3 separate regions of the Homo sapiens genome follow, and regions 2 and 3 are each linked to region 1. A link is a contact called in ENCODE Hi-C data. All regions are on one chromosome and are shown on one strand. The core of a region is the stretch at or near the end of the contact, and the rest is flanking DNA. Distances in the headings are between cores, read along the strand shown.

Region 1 (4,668 bases), core at 924-3,423:
TGTGTCCTAAGGTGGAGTGGGGGTGGAGCACCCTGCACTCCTACAGTTCAGAGGTCAGTAAATTAGTCTGGGAAAAGGGGAGTGGGGCTCTCCTCTTGGGACAAGGGAGGGGCCCTCTCTGAGTCCCTTTAGTTAAACTGTGAACTCCCCTCAGAGCAGGTATGATCCGTTATGAGAGCCTGGTTGGAAGACCCAGGAGTGGCAGGACCCAGGATGGATCAGAGTGAGCTGTGGGGGCACACGCTGTGGGACTGGCCCCTGCTGGGTGAAAGACCCTCAGAGCTCTGGGTAGAACCTGCAAGCAAAAGGGTATCCCAGTGATGTAAATCAGACCAGTGTGCAAAAGTAGATATCATCAACGTGCATATTGAGCAACTACTGTGTGCATCTGGGGAGAATGTTGGTACACTGACAGGCTGTAAGCACATGTGAAAAGCTATGAACTGTATCAGATAGTTGGCGGGTGTGGGGATGTGCAGGAGGATTCCAAGGGGAGGGGTGGTATGTGGGTGGAAGGGGCCATAGCTTAGTGGTGCTCTGCAGAAGCTGATTTCGGTGGGGGAATCATGGAGGGGCAGAAAGAGTGTGCAAGGTCAGGAGGGTGCTTGCTGTGACCCAGGAACCAGATGTGGGGAGTTGGGTCAGGCCAGCAGCAGTGGGAAAGAGAAGGTGCGAGGAAGGAAAGGAATTTGAGAGGAGCAGGAAACCAGTCATGGTTGCCTGAGCAGAGGGAGCAAGGGTGAGGACCAAAAGGAAATTCCCACATGTTATGTCAGGTGCAGGGAGAGAGGTAGAGCTGACAGGACTAGGTATGCTGGCCCCCAAGTGAGAGGTGGGATTGGAGTTGCTGGGAGAGCTTGCTTATGGGCCAGAGGATGTCTGGCTCATCTCAGTACTGCTCATGGGGCGGAATGAATGCGAAGTCCCCCCAGATGGGGACACCATGTGGCAGAGTGGGACCACTCTGGCTTTGATGCAGTCTCGCCATACCTCTCTCAGCTGTGTGACTTCAGGAGCAATCCTTAACCTTTCTGAGCCTATATCAGCTATACCATCTCCCTCCACCTGACCTTGAGATGGCAATTACAGTGGCTGTAGTCCAGTTTATCAATAGAAAGGAGCCATGGCTGGACAGACGTGGGGACATGGGGCAGTCCCATTTCACAGGCTGGAAAACAGAGGCCCTAAAACAACACAGCTCCCTTACACAGCTGGCCTTTGGGGCTGCTTGGTCCTAGCTCTGGATCCTCCACAAGGATCCTCACACTGTGGTGCTGGAAGTGCCTGGTGGCCTTGTGGTGGCCGCTCCCACCTCCCTATCAGCTGTTAACCTACAAATGCCCTAGTAAGGAAAATATTTTCATTCTTTTATAACACCATTCTCAGGACTGCTTAATCATATTTTTCTTTGTCTTTGAAAACAAGCTCCTGTGTGGTTTTCTATTTTCTTGCTGCTCTTCTAAGGATATTCTAGAACTGAACCTTGCTGTCTGGCACTTCATGCCTTTTTAATTGCGTCACCATCCTCTGGCTACTTTAGATGGGGTTAGGGTGGGCAGGCGCTAAGCCCCTCCAAGTGCCTCACACCACACTTGACCTCACTTCTATTCTGGGACAAAGGTGTCACCTCATTTTGCAGAAGAAACTGATGTTCAGAGAGGTTAAGTATCCTGCTCAAGGTCACACAGCCTTTTTGATGAGAATTCAAGCCATTTTGATCTCCAAGCCAGGGATAAGTCTGTTAATAAACCCACTCTGCCCTGATCTCTGGCACCAGCCTGCTGTGGTGACCTCAAGCAAGTCCGTTAAAGTCTCTCTGCCCCACGTTCTCTGGGTGTGACAGCCTATTGTGAAAACAGGAGAATGAGGATAAGAGTGACTGTCAACTGGCTATGTGAGCCATTGGTCAGTTTTCTGAAGGGTCTGCTATATGCCCGCTGATGCTGTGGTCTCCCCAACCAGATTATTAGCATCCTCACACCCCTTGTATGACTTGACCCACAGAGGGGCTCATCAAAGATGTGCTTGTGTTGGATTCTTTTTGTTATTGTTATTGGATCTTGATATTATATGCTGAAGCCAAGTTGTGACTGATGGAAGAATCTGTAGAGGTGTTTGCTGAAAGCTAAGGGACTGCATGGGTGGGTGGGTGGGAAGGGGAGTTTCTTCACAGAAAGGAAGAAGAGGAACACGTTGCTGTGTGCTCGTGGCACGTGGCCTGTTGGGTCCTTTCGCAGTCCTTTGAAGCAGTTGCTTTTACTGTCCCCTGTTTTACAGAAGAGGAAACAGCCAAGGTGACTTAAGGGCAGAGCGCCAGCAGGTATGGAGCCTGAATTTAAATGCAGGTCTGCATACTGCAAGCACCTGGGTTCTCTCCACCCCTCCTCTGGACTCCCATTTGTTCTCTGTCAGTGACTGAGAAAGGGTGGGTGGGACTAGGAACTCAGCTTCCGGTCCATGACCACATCCATGGAATATGGGAGGAAGAGATCAAATCACAAATCTTGGGAGTGAGGGAGAGACACATCCTTGGGGCTACTCAAGCCCCCCATATCCTTTGCATACCTTCTTTATCCCTTTTCTACCCAGTGGATTTGGAGGGAGTGGGCTTGGGATACCATCAGACAACGAGAAACACGATTTGCAGGACTGTGTGGAGGTATCCAGGCCTGAGGGCCCTGCTCCAGAGCTCCCCTCCTCACTCTGTGGCTGGAACAAAATCTCTTCCTTGTGTGGCCTTGGCTTCCCTAGCAGGGATCCCAAAACATGGGATCTGGCCATGCTGCTCAGTCCTTGGGTTGATTTCTTTGAGCTCCAGCTTCTCTGAGCATCCCCTCTGCTGTCCCCACATCCTGATAGCCCCTCTGGGAGCTGGGGCCTGGCCTTTCTGCCCATTCTCAACAAACACTCTTGTCTGGAGACAGGCAGGACAATGGAGAGCTACCTTGTCCTGCTGCTGCCCCTGCCACCACAGCTGCTTATGTGTGACCGATGGGGTTGAGAGGGGCAAGAGTTCTGTGGAGAGAGTGGAGGGAAAGAGTTTTTTTTTTTTTTTTTTTTTTTTTTGCTATGCACAGTTCCTCCCAGCAACCTTCCCTCTCTGACCAATGGGGCCTCTAGGCTCTGCCCTTCACGTTGGGGTCTTCCCCCACCTCCGGCCCTTTGGTTTTGATATGGCTAGTGACCAGCACTGACCACCATCCCAAGCTGGGAAGAGCAATTGGTGAAGAGTGTGTGTACTATTTACTTTCTTCACCCTTGCCCCTTTATTCTCAAGGTCTTTTGATTGTGAAGCAAGGCCCGAGGCCTTGACTGGTGAGATTAGCCCGGGAGGTGGTGGCTCCCTCCTGCTCTCTGTGGTGAAAGCCAAGCACACTTTCCTAAAACCAGCGTCGGAAGCTGTGCTGTAGCCTGTAATTACTGACATGAAGGTCCCCACACAGAGTCTGGATGGAGGCTGCCCTGGAAGCAGCCCCGGGCTGGGAAAGGGCTGAGTGTCAACAGGCCTGTGTTTGAATCCAAGTCACCTGTGTTCTCTGACAGGTCACTCAGTTCCTCCGGCCACAGCTGCCCCTCTGTGAGATGACATAACACTGCTTACCTCTTGGTGTGGCTATGAGGATTGATTGGGCTGATGTGTAGAAAATATGTAATGCAGGGCTTGTCCTGGAGGTGATGTTAGGTAATGGTGAGGTGGATCTTCCCTGTGTGGTCCCTCCCTTCGTGTGCCCCTGCCCAGCCTCTTGGCACCTCCTGTTTACTCCCCGAGCCCCCAGATTCTCACCTTTGCCCAGAGCCACATTCGGGCTTGTCTTCCTCTTCCATGTCCCCGCATGCAGAATCCTCTCTTTCTTCTGCCAGGGTTCTTCCTCTCCAAGCCCTCCTCTGAACCAGCTATCCCTCTGGAATGCAGCTGACCAAACAAATTCCCACTAATGTAACTGGTAGTATCTTAGAGGTGAACTCTCCTGTGGGCATTTTATTTGTATCTTAGAAGAATTTTTGTTTTAAATCTTATTTTTCCCAACTGGCATATAGTAGGGTGCTCAATAAAGGTGGGTTGCCTGAATAAGTGAAAGAACCTAAGGAACAATGTCTAATGGTGGAATTTCAGTCATGTCTTCATGCTTTCAGCCTCTCTGCAAACATTTATTTTGTGTGCTAGATACTGGAGATATGTTGCTGGATAAAACAGCCACAGTCCTTGCCCTTTGGAACTTCCAGTATAGTGGGGACAATCAGTTAATAAGCAAACAAACACATTTCTATTTATAAATGGTGATAAAATTCCTTGGCTAAAAGAATATTGCAGAGTCTATGATACTGTATAACAGGGGCTTCTAATTAAATTTAGGGGATCCTGATGCCACTTAGCAGTGGGATTTCAGAGGACCTTTCAGAGGAGCTAAGGTAAGATGAGATGGAGGCAGAGTGGGGCAGGAAAGATGGCTTAGGGGCCTCTTTGGGCTTTGTGACACTCCCTCTCAGGCCAAGACCTCCAGCCTGTGCCCCGGGCTCTGCCCACATGGTGCCCCTGCCCTGGGAGCCCTCACAGTTTACTATGGGGTCCAGCACTGCAAGCTGCAGGGGCTAATGCCTAAACTCCTGGTGCAGTGGCATGCCCCACTGCAGGCCTCCCCGAGTCTCCAGGCTGCACATTTCACCCTG
Region 2 (4,882 bases), core at 464-2,963, 98 kb after region 1:
AGAATTTTTGGCTTTCCAGATTCTTTAATAAGAAAGTTAGAGGAGTAGGAAGGAGGTCATAAAACCAAATGCTGTCAAGTAGTCAATTTGTTGTATCTGCCACAACAAAGTAGACTTTAGAAATTGTTTGGTAACATGAAAATTTTCAGGCAATGTAAAGTTTGGCCAAAAAAAAAAAAAGATTCAAAAGCATAGCCACAATATTATTTTAATTTTCAAAACAAAATGATATTTTTACATTTGTTACAGAAAAAATCTGGGAGAAAACCTACTTGTGAGGGTGACTCTGGGATTTTTAAGTTCTTTCTCTCTCCCTCTACTTTTTAACATGACCTTTTAAAATAAGTTTTGTTTTTCAAACCCCAAACTGGCTAATCTTTACCAAAACACTGAAGGCCAGACCCCTTCCTAGACTCAGGGCTTCCTAGATGCTGTGCTTTGATGTGGTGGCCCAGGGCACCATCATTCCCCAGAGCTAGGGCTGATCTGGGGGTATAGCAGTCCCCACCGCCTTGTTCCTTAGGCTGCTCCTGAGAGCTGTCTCGTGGAACTTCACTCCTGTGCCTGTTTCAGTAGGACTGATGTGCTCCTACCAAGGGATCTCACACTAAGCTGTTATCAGTCACTCTACCAAGTGGGAGTGAGATTCCTGTGTCAAAAGTAGAGACCTTTGACCCTGGAAGTAGAGAGTAAGCTGAGGCAGAATCTCCAAGGCAGATAAAGAAATTTAATGACTGGAAATGAGGAAAGCAAGCAGGTGACGGGTTGTCCTTCTGGCCTTGTCTGGGGTTGCCTTGACCTAAATGAATGGAGGGAGTGGTAGGCAGGGGCGGTGGGTGGGTACCATCTCCAGGGTTGGGAGGCCTGGGTCTGTCACCTCACCTCTCTGATCCTTAGTATAATAGCAGACAAATCGGTCACCTTCATTGAGCACATCTACATGTTAAGTTCTCAGCACTCATTGAATACTCCCAGCACCCCCATGAAGAGGGTGCTCTTATGATTACGATGTCACAGATAAACTTCATGAGGCAGCAGAAAATGGCTGCCCTGAGGTTTGCTGCCTGTGTTCAGGCTCTTCCCTCATGAGCAGTATGACTTGGAAAGTTATCTAAGTGCTCTGTGCCTCAGTCTCCTCTCTAAAATGGAGATAATAATAGAGTCTACATTATGGGATTGTTATGAGGAATAGTTGAATTAATGCGTGTAAAAAGCCCAGCACTGGGTCTGGCAAATCAAGTCAATAAAATGTCAAGTTCTATGAATATTAGAATTTTGTGCAGATCAAAAGAAATAAAGTACATCAAATGACAGATACATAGAATGTGTACAATAAATGTGTCTACCTCATATGCCTCGCACCTGCTTCGTTCACTCCTGTGATAGATAGATGAGGAACTAAGGCCTGGAGAATAAAAAGGGATTTTCCAAGGTCACACAGTGAGAGTGGGGCAAATCTAGGTTCTAAAAACGAGTTTCCTGCCTTCTAGCAAAGAGCAGGATACACACAGCAAACTTCCCTGGGAAACTTAAAACAGGGAAAAATGGAAGTTGGCAAAGCACCTGGGGACAGGGGTCCTGTGCCACCCCAGGGTAGGAAATGAGCCTCAGGAAAGACTGAGAAGTCACCTGACACCACACCACATGGACCTCCTGTTTCTGTCCGCAGGGAGGGGCCACATGAGGCCTCCCCTCAACACCCCCTCAGCCTCAGGTAGCCCTTCCCTGGGGTCAGACTGGGTATGCCTGAGCCATCTCAGACCTGGTCTCTCCTGGAACGAAAGGAATGCTCCTTGCTGTACTTGGGTTCCCTGAATAGTCACTGACTTTCGTTCTCCACATCCTGCTTTCTCAGGCTCAGCCCGGGCTGGCTGTCATGTGTCAGCTTGGATGACAGACAGCTCCAGAGCCCCACCACCTGGCCTTTCTCAGTAGCCTGGCCAGGAAACCAGATGTAAGGTGAAATTCAGCAGCCACTGACATCAAAGGCACCAAACTGATGTCACAGCTCCTGGGCCACTGGGGATCATTTGTTGACAGGATGACTTTGTAGGGAGACAACTCTGGGAAAGCCTGGTCTTCCCCCAGCCCCAGTCCCTGTCCTCACCCAGGGCTGATGGCCACAATATCAACTTTCTCTTGGAGGGCATGCAGCTACATGGTGTGTGGTTTCAGGACTGCTACACACAGTACACCGTGCAGAGTTGCTGGGCAGTCCCTGAGGTTAGCTAGGCCAGGCCCAAGATGCTTCTGGGTTGGTGAATGGCAATAAATGTGGTGTGAGACTGTTTTGAGCATTTTGTAAAGCTGATTAGAAAGCCAATGCTTTGCCAAAATGAGGAGTACCAGGTTATCTAAGACAGTTTGGCATTTGGCTGAAATTGCACCAATTCTATGTGGTCCCAGAGGTTAGCCCATCCTAGTCAACAGTACTGATTGGCTTTGATGACATTAGAATTCCTAAAATATAGGGGATAAAATAAGAGAAGTCCTTTATGGTGAGAAGGTGGTGACCCCCAGATTGCATCATCCCTGAGATTCTTTCTGCTTCTGAGATTCTAGTACTGAAATTGATTCTGAGTTCTGGGTGTTCAACCTGAGGTATACACAGGAGAGTGTAGGGTACTAGACAATCAAGAGGTTAACCTGCCTTACCTGCCTGTGATATTATCTACACCTGGAGATGTTTGGTTGAAAATCAGTAGATAATTTAAAACGTTATTTTTCTATGAAAACTTAATCCAAACTCTGCTTTCAATTGTTTGGACACCTTGTCATCCTTTTTGAATGCACTGGCCCTTTATCCTTTCTCTAACCCCTTCAGAATTACCCTGAAGAAAACATCTAGCTAATTCATATTAGACTTAACCCAATGGAAAGAATTTCATTGGTAGAATTTCAGGCTCCTAGAACAAGGTGGGTGCAGACTAAGGGCGGTGGGGTGGTGGTCACCTCTAGCTGGGGAGAAGGTTGGATGTCCCTGGTAGGCCTTGGGGTGGGGGGAATTCTGGATGTTTGCTGATCCCCCATCCGGTGCTCTGAGGCTCAACCTTCCTCTTCTCTTAGGTGGTGAAAGGGAGATTCATTTTCCTAAGGGGGCTTTGGGGCCTGGTCAGTGTTCTCTATAAGGGTCCCCAGGAATTCTTCCACTCAGGCTGGACTCAGTCATCTGCCAAAGGCCAGGAGAGTTGGCTGGGTTCAGGCCCAGAGTTGCATCAACCCCGTCATACCTCTCTGATCTAGCTACTGACTGTCCCTGTGTCCCTCATGGAGGGCAGGTCTCTCTTGGAAGGCAAGAGAGACAGAGGAAGGGCACTAGACCTGCTGCAGGGAGCTTGGGCAGGACTGACAGGGGACTCTTCATGCTTGTCTTCAAGGCTTTTCAGCATCGGGCTCTTTTCTGAGAGACAGAATGGCAGGTAGGCAGATGAGGAGCACTGGGGGCTGCCAAGGCCCTCCCCAGCTCTGCCATGCTGTACATCCACAATCTAAGGGCTGGGAACCTGAAGGCAGTTCTTGTAAAAGGAAAATGTGGAGTCTTCTCAGGGGCAGAGGGGCACTGTAGTTTAGAATACAAGTCCAAGCCTTTCCTGCTTGGCAAGGGCTGTCTAGTGTATCTTACATCCTTCCATCTAAGACAGTTTTGCATTTGGCTGAAATTGCCCCAATTCTACATGGTCTGCATTTTTTTCTGGAAACCCTATAGGGAGAAGAATGAGAGAACAGGGAGTAGAAAAGAGAGAGTGGGTGAGAGTGGCTGCCACCAGAACAGGAAGGGCTTGGACTTGTGTTGATGCTGTTTGCCAGCCCAGAGAGCACAACCTAGGTGTGCTGGCCAATGGCTGGAGCCTGGAGACTTGAGAAAATATTAATATCTGACTAAGGAATGGGCTCTTTCTTCTCCCACTCCTAAGTCATGCTTCTGCCCCAGAACTCTGCCTATGGGCCTCAGACAGGGCACTGAGGTGTATCCCAGCCTTCTCTACAGCCCTAGCCATAGCCAATGGGAGCTGACAAGCAGCCTAAAAACACACAGCAGCCTGACGCCCCACTAATCTCCGCATCATCTGTGGGTGAATGTTTCCAACAGAGGTGGAGGAGATGATAAAAGGAGCAGTGTTTCTGCATGCAGCACTTCTATTGAAGCATGTTTGCATGGCAATTTGCATCAGCACATTTTTAATATCCATAAACCCATGCCGGCAAGGATGGGAGCAGCCTTGTGCCAAAACTTCAGGCTTTGCAAATGTCTGGACTTAGGAGGGAGTGGCCAGTAAGCAGGCAGGAGGCTGTCTTACTGGCTGGATTCCTCCAGCATGCAGTGTCCACACCACATGCCCTTCTGGGGTTTCCTGAAGCCTCTGGCCCAGCTCCTCAGAGTTGCCATATCTAGGCAAACCCCTATCCAAATAGCTACTCTTGCAGTTTGGTCTCAGAAAGCATGCATGTTTCCTTAGGGCAAAGTTGTTTATCACTCAGAGTTGAACTAACAACTTTCACTCCTGATTGATGGGGCTGATAGTCAAAAAAACACTGCTTCCTAATGATGGCAGATATTCAAAGTGCTGTTCCACAGGACATCACACGCATGGTGAGAGGGCCAGGAATGACCCAGAAGGCAGCATTTAGTCCCTCAACCTTCCCATAATGTTTCTAGAAATGTTTGAGGAGCAGAAGTTGCTACCAAGAATGATAAAACTTGGTCCCTGATCTCAAAAGTCAGTTGGGAAAAATGAAGGTCTCAAGGAGTCAGTTTGGAAAATAAAGGACAAAATGGATAGAAAGGACAGTTATAGGACAGTGAGTGGTATGTGAAGAGAACAGCAGCTACTTCCCTGAATTGAGGAATAGGTTGTCATTCCCACTGAGGTTATCAGAGAAA
Region 3 (4,240 bases), core at 149-2,648, 98 kb before region 1:
ATTTATCTTGATTGTCCAGGTCCAGGAAAAGGAGTTAAGGAGAGCAAGTGGAAAATAAAATCAGTGGTCAGAAGCACCTCAGAGGATGTTGGGAGAAATCGTATAGGTAAATTCCTAACTGCAAAAAGAAGGAAAGACAATGATCTGGATTGGAGAGAACGGATAGGTGTATGGAAGTGATAAAAAAAAAGGGGGGAATTTTAAAGAAAACTGAAGGGAGCTTTAAGCAAGAGTAGGGGTGAAACTGAGGATACAGTTGGCTGAAGGTGACAAAGGCAGAAGTAACAGCTCCTGCAGCAAAGGCAAGGGATCTGAAAATCCATGACTGGTTATGTGTGGTCTACTCTTCTTGGTAAAGGTGCTTACCAGAATCTGCTTTTCTTTTTTCATGTCCTTGCCTGCCACTTACCAAGGAATTCTGCCAAAAAACCAACCAGCCAGCCAGCCAACCAACCAACCCACCCAAACAACAGTAATCCAACTGCCCGCTGTCGATGAATGAAGATGCTGCATTTCCGGGCTGTGGCAAGTCCTCACAGTGAGTCTTGGAGGATCCACAAGAACCCGCAGCCGGTGGCAAGGGATTGTGGGAAGCAGTTCATTCCTGGAACAGTCGTCTGCGGGCCTTGCACGGAGGGCGTTTCGGGAGCGGCGGGTGCGCGTGGGGACCTGGACTCCCCACGCGCGGAGAGGGAGGTAGAGGTTGGAGAGGTGAGCTGGGGACAGGCTCCAGAAGGCGGAATTCCGGGTCGAAGAAGGGGCCTGGAGAGTGTCCCTCTGAACTGGGGTTGGGGGCCAGAGCACAGGGTTCTGGGATGGGGCCCTCCCGGTAGGGGCTGAACATACTTCTGGCGGAGGAGTAGAGCCCAGCGGCTGAGCCGGCTGCGGAGTCCATCTGGAGCTCCGGAAACTCGGGGTCCGCGTCCTCCTCGTAGGCCTCTTCCTGGGCGGCGATCTCTGGGACAGATGCGCAGAAGACTTCCTGCTCAACGACGACGTCCTCCCTGAGAGCGCCCAGGAAAACGTCCACTTCCAGCCCAGCAGACGAGTCGTCCTGCGCTCCTGAGCGTTCGTCGACAGAGCTCAGGAGGACCTCTGGGATCAGGATGAGGGTGTGTCCATCGAGAGACACTCGCAGGATCGACGTTGGCGGGAGCTCCAGCACCAGGTCGACGTCGTCCAGGGGCACACGCAGGGCACAGCCCGCGGCCAGGACCACTATGGAGGTGAGCGCGCCCACGGCCGGGGTACCCGCCGGGTCTTCCAGGCTGGGCGCCACGCGGGGTTCGGGGCCCGCGGGCTCCTCCAATCGGAGGCGCTTGGCAGGGCCGGGTCCTCCTGGCTGCTGTCCCCACCAGGGCGCAGGGAAGGCGCTGGGGCTGCGGGGCCGGCTGCCCATAGCCTCGACGGCGCTCTTGGGCCTAGCAGAGGACGTAGGGAGCGCGGGCAGCGAAGTCCTTTTTGAGGTAACAGGTGTCGGTGCTAGGCGAGGCGGGTTGGGGCGGAAGGGGCGAAGGACCGCGCGGCGCGGGGAGAGTCCTGGGAGCTCCAGGGGCGCCTCCCGGAGACCGCAGTCCGTGCTGCTGAGAGAGCCTCGCGCGATGGAATCTTGGGCCTTCCTGGCGCAGACCCGGATGCACGTCCGATGACTAATAACGTGGGACGTCAGGTGACCTCGGCGCACCAGGATGTGTCAATATAGGCCCCGCCTCCCGACAGTGCTCTGCGGTAGGCGTGGCCTAGAGATGATTGGATCAATTAGAACAAGAGCGAGGTGCGGAGGTGGGGAGGTGGGGAGGTGGAGGGGTGTCTTTGTGTCTGTAGGGGAAGGTTCCTTGGATGTGCTCGTGGGACCCAATGGCGGTAATTGCTTTTATCTTGGTTAAGAAAAGAAAAGCCAAAACACAATTTCAAAAACTGCTTGCTTACTTTTATAAGTAGCTTACGTCTCAATGTCTCTTCTAAGATTTTCCAGGAATATATGAAAAAGAGCTTTAACTCATACTCACTGCTCTTTCCCCACCCTTCCTACGTGGTTCTAAAAAGTTCTTTCATTTCTGATAGAAAGTAGAAATGAAAATTTTGCTTTGATAAGTAAACTTTAATTTTTGTGGGTACATAGTAGGTATATATATTTATGGGTTATATGAGATACTTTGATACAGGCCTGCAATACGTAGTAATCACATCATGGTAAATGGGGTATCCATCCTCTCAAGCATTTATCCTTTGTGTTACAAACAATCCAATTATACTCTTTTAGTTATTTTAAATTGTACAATTAAATTATTATTGACTATAGTCACCCGGTTCTGCTATCGGATACTAGATTTTAATTCATTTTTTCTATTTTTTTGTACCTATTAACCATTTCTATTTGCCCCCACCCTCACTACCCTTCCCAGCTTCTGGTAACCATCCTTCTACTCTCTCCATATGTTCAATTGTTTTAATTTTTAGCTGCCATAAATAAGTGAGAACACGAGAAGTTTGTTTTTTTGTGCCTGACTTATTCCACTTAACATAATGACCTCCAGTTCCATCCATGTTGTTGCTAATGACAGGATCTCATTCTTTTTTATGGCTGAATAGTACTCCATTGTGTATATGTACCACATTTTCTTTATCCATTCATCTGTTGATGGATAGTTTGGTTGCTTCCAAATCTTGGCTATTGTGAATAAAACTCCAATAAACATGGGAGCACAGATATGTCTTCAATATTCTGCTTTTCTTTCTTTTGATTATGTACGTGGCAGTGAGATTGCTGGATCATATGGTAGCTCTATTTTTAGATTTTTGCAGAACCTCCAAACTGTTCTCCGTAGTGGTTTTTACGAGTTTACATTCCCACCAACAGTGTACGAGGGTTCCCTTTACTCCAAATCCTTGCCAGCATTTGTTATTTCCTGTCTTTTGGATAAAAGCCATTTTAACTGGGGTAAGATATCTCACTGTAGTTTTGATTTGCATTTGTCTGATGATCAGTGATGTTGAGCACCTTTTCACATAGCTGCTTGCTATTTGTATGTCTTCTTTTGAGAAATATTTATTCAGTTATTTTGCCCATTTTTATATTGGATTATTAGATTTTTTTTCCTTTAGAGTTGTTTGAGCTTCTTATGTATTCTGGCTATGAATCCCTTGTCAGATGAGTAGTTTGCAGATAATTTCTTTCATTCTCTTCTGTTTGTTGATGTTTCCTTTGCTGTGTAGAAGCTTTTTAACTTGATGTGATCCCATTTGTCCACTTTTGCTTTAGTTACCTGTGCTTGTGGATTATTACTCAAGAAATCTTTACCCAGATCAAAGTCCTGGAGAGTTTCCCCAATGTTTTGTTATAGTAGTTTTATATTTTGAGGGTTTTTTTTTTTTTTTGACAGAGTTTTGCCCTTGTTGCCCAGGCTGGAGTGCAATGGCGCGATCTCGGCTCACTGCAACCTCCGCCTCAGGGGTTCAAGCGATTCTCCTGCCTCTGCCTCCTTAGTAGCTGGGATTACAGGTGTCAGCCACCATGCCTGGCTAATTTTTTTTTGTATTTTTAGTAGAGATGGGGTTTCACCATGTTGGCCAGGCTGACCTCGAACTCCTGACCTCAGGTGATCCACCCGCCTTGGCCTCCCAAATCCTCTGCTGGGATTACAAGCATGAGCCACTGCACCCGGCCATATTTTGAGGTCTTAAATTTAAATATTTAATTCATTTTTATTGATTTTTGTATATGGTGAGAGATGGGGTCTAGTTTCAGTCTTACGCATATGGATATCCAGTTTTCCCAGCTCCATCAATTGAAAATCAGGATATTGAAGAGATATCTGCTCTCCCATGTTTGTTGGAGTATTATTCACAATAGCCAAGATTTGGAAGCAACCTAAGTATCCGTCAACAGAGGAACGGATAGAGAAAGTGTGGTACATATACACAATGGAGTACTATTCAGCCATAAAAAGGAATTAGATCTTGTCATTAGCAGCACTGAGTAGAGATAGAATGTGTTGGCCAGGGGTGGTGGCTCACACCTGCAATCCTAGCATTTTGGGTGGTCAAGGTAGGCAGATTACTTGAACAATTTAAAAAATTATTATTAAAAAAGAGATATAATGTGTTTGCCATATTTTTCTGCTGTTCTATTTCATCTGTTGTGTTTTTTCTTTTTTTCTTTTTTTTTTTTTGAGATGCAGTCTCGCTCTTTTGCTCAGCCTGGAGTGCAGTGGTGCAGTGGTGTGATCTTGGCTCACTG

The links. Hi-C counts contacts between places; a loop is a spot of excess contacts on that map. Pooled maps may share reads with other maps.
Region 2: a loop to region 1 is called in a map of HepG2, with 2.6 times the contacts of the local background. The contact joins the enhancer-like site here to the promoter of BPESC1 in region 1. A Hi-C loop is called at or near these places in 19 of 168 maps with a recorded cell type or tissue (Caco-2, Calu3, DLD1 and 15 more), 28 of 37 single-sample maps with no recorded cell type and 21 of 50 pooled maps.
Region 3: a map of ovary shows a loop between it and region 1 (2.0-fold over the local background). The contact joins the promoter of PRR23A here to the promoter of BPESC1 in region 1. A Hi-C loop is called at or near these places in 1 of 168 maps with a recorded cell type or tissue (ovary).

What each region holds. Positions count from the first base shown.
Region 1 is chr3:139,102,012-139,106,679 of GRCh38, forward strand. It overlaps BPESC1 (blepharophimosis, epicanthus inversus and ptosis candidate 1), which reads left to right and starts at 2,174. Exons shown (of 3, transcript NR_026783.3): 1 at 2,174-4,410.
Region 2 is chr3:139,200,621-139,205,502 of GRCh38, forward strand. No RefSeq gene overlaps it. Among named protein-coding and RNA genes, the nearest start is that of PISRT1, 30 kb to the right of the region's middle. Within about 2 kb of position 1,714, at least 2 of the 41 ENCODE cell types and tissues checked have a DNase peak (open chromatin) inside an H3K27ac peak, as active enhancers do; they include HCT116 and Panc1, where a contact is called at or near this core.
Region 3 is chr3:139,004,870-139,009,109 of GRCh38, forward strand. PRR23A (proline rich 23A) reads right to left here and starts at 1,399. Exons shown (of 1, transcript NM_001134659.1): 1 at 1-1,399. The coding sequence starts at 1,399. The coding sequence ends at 599.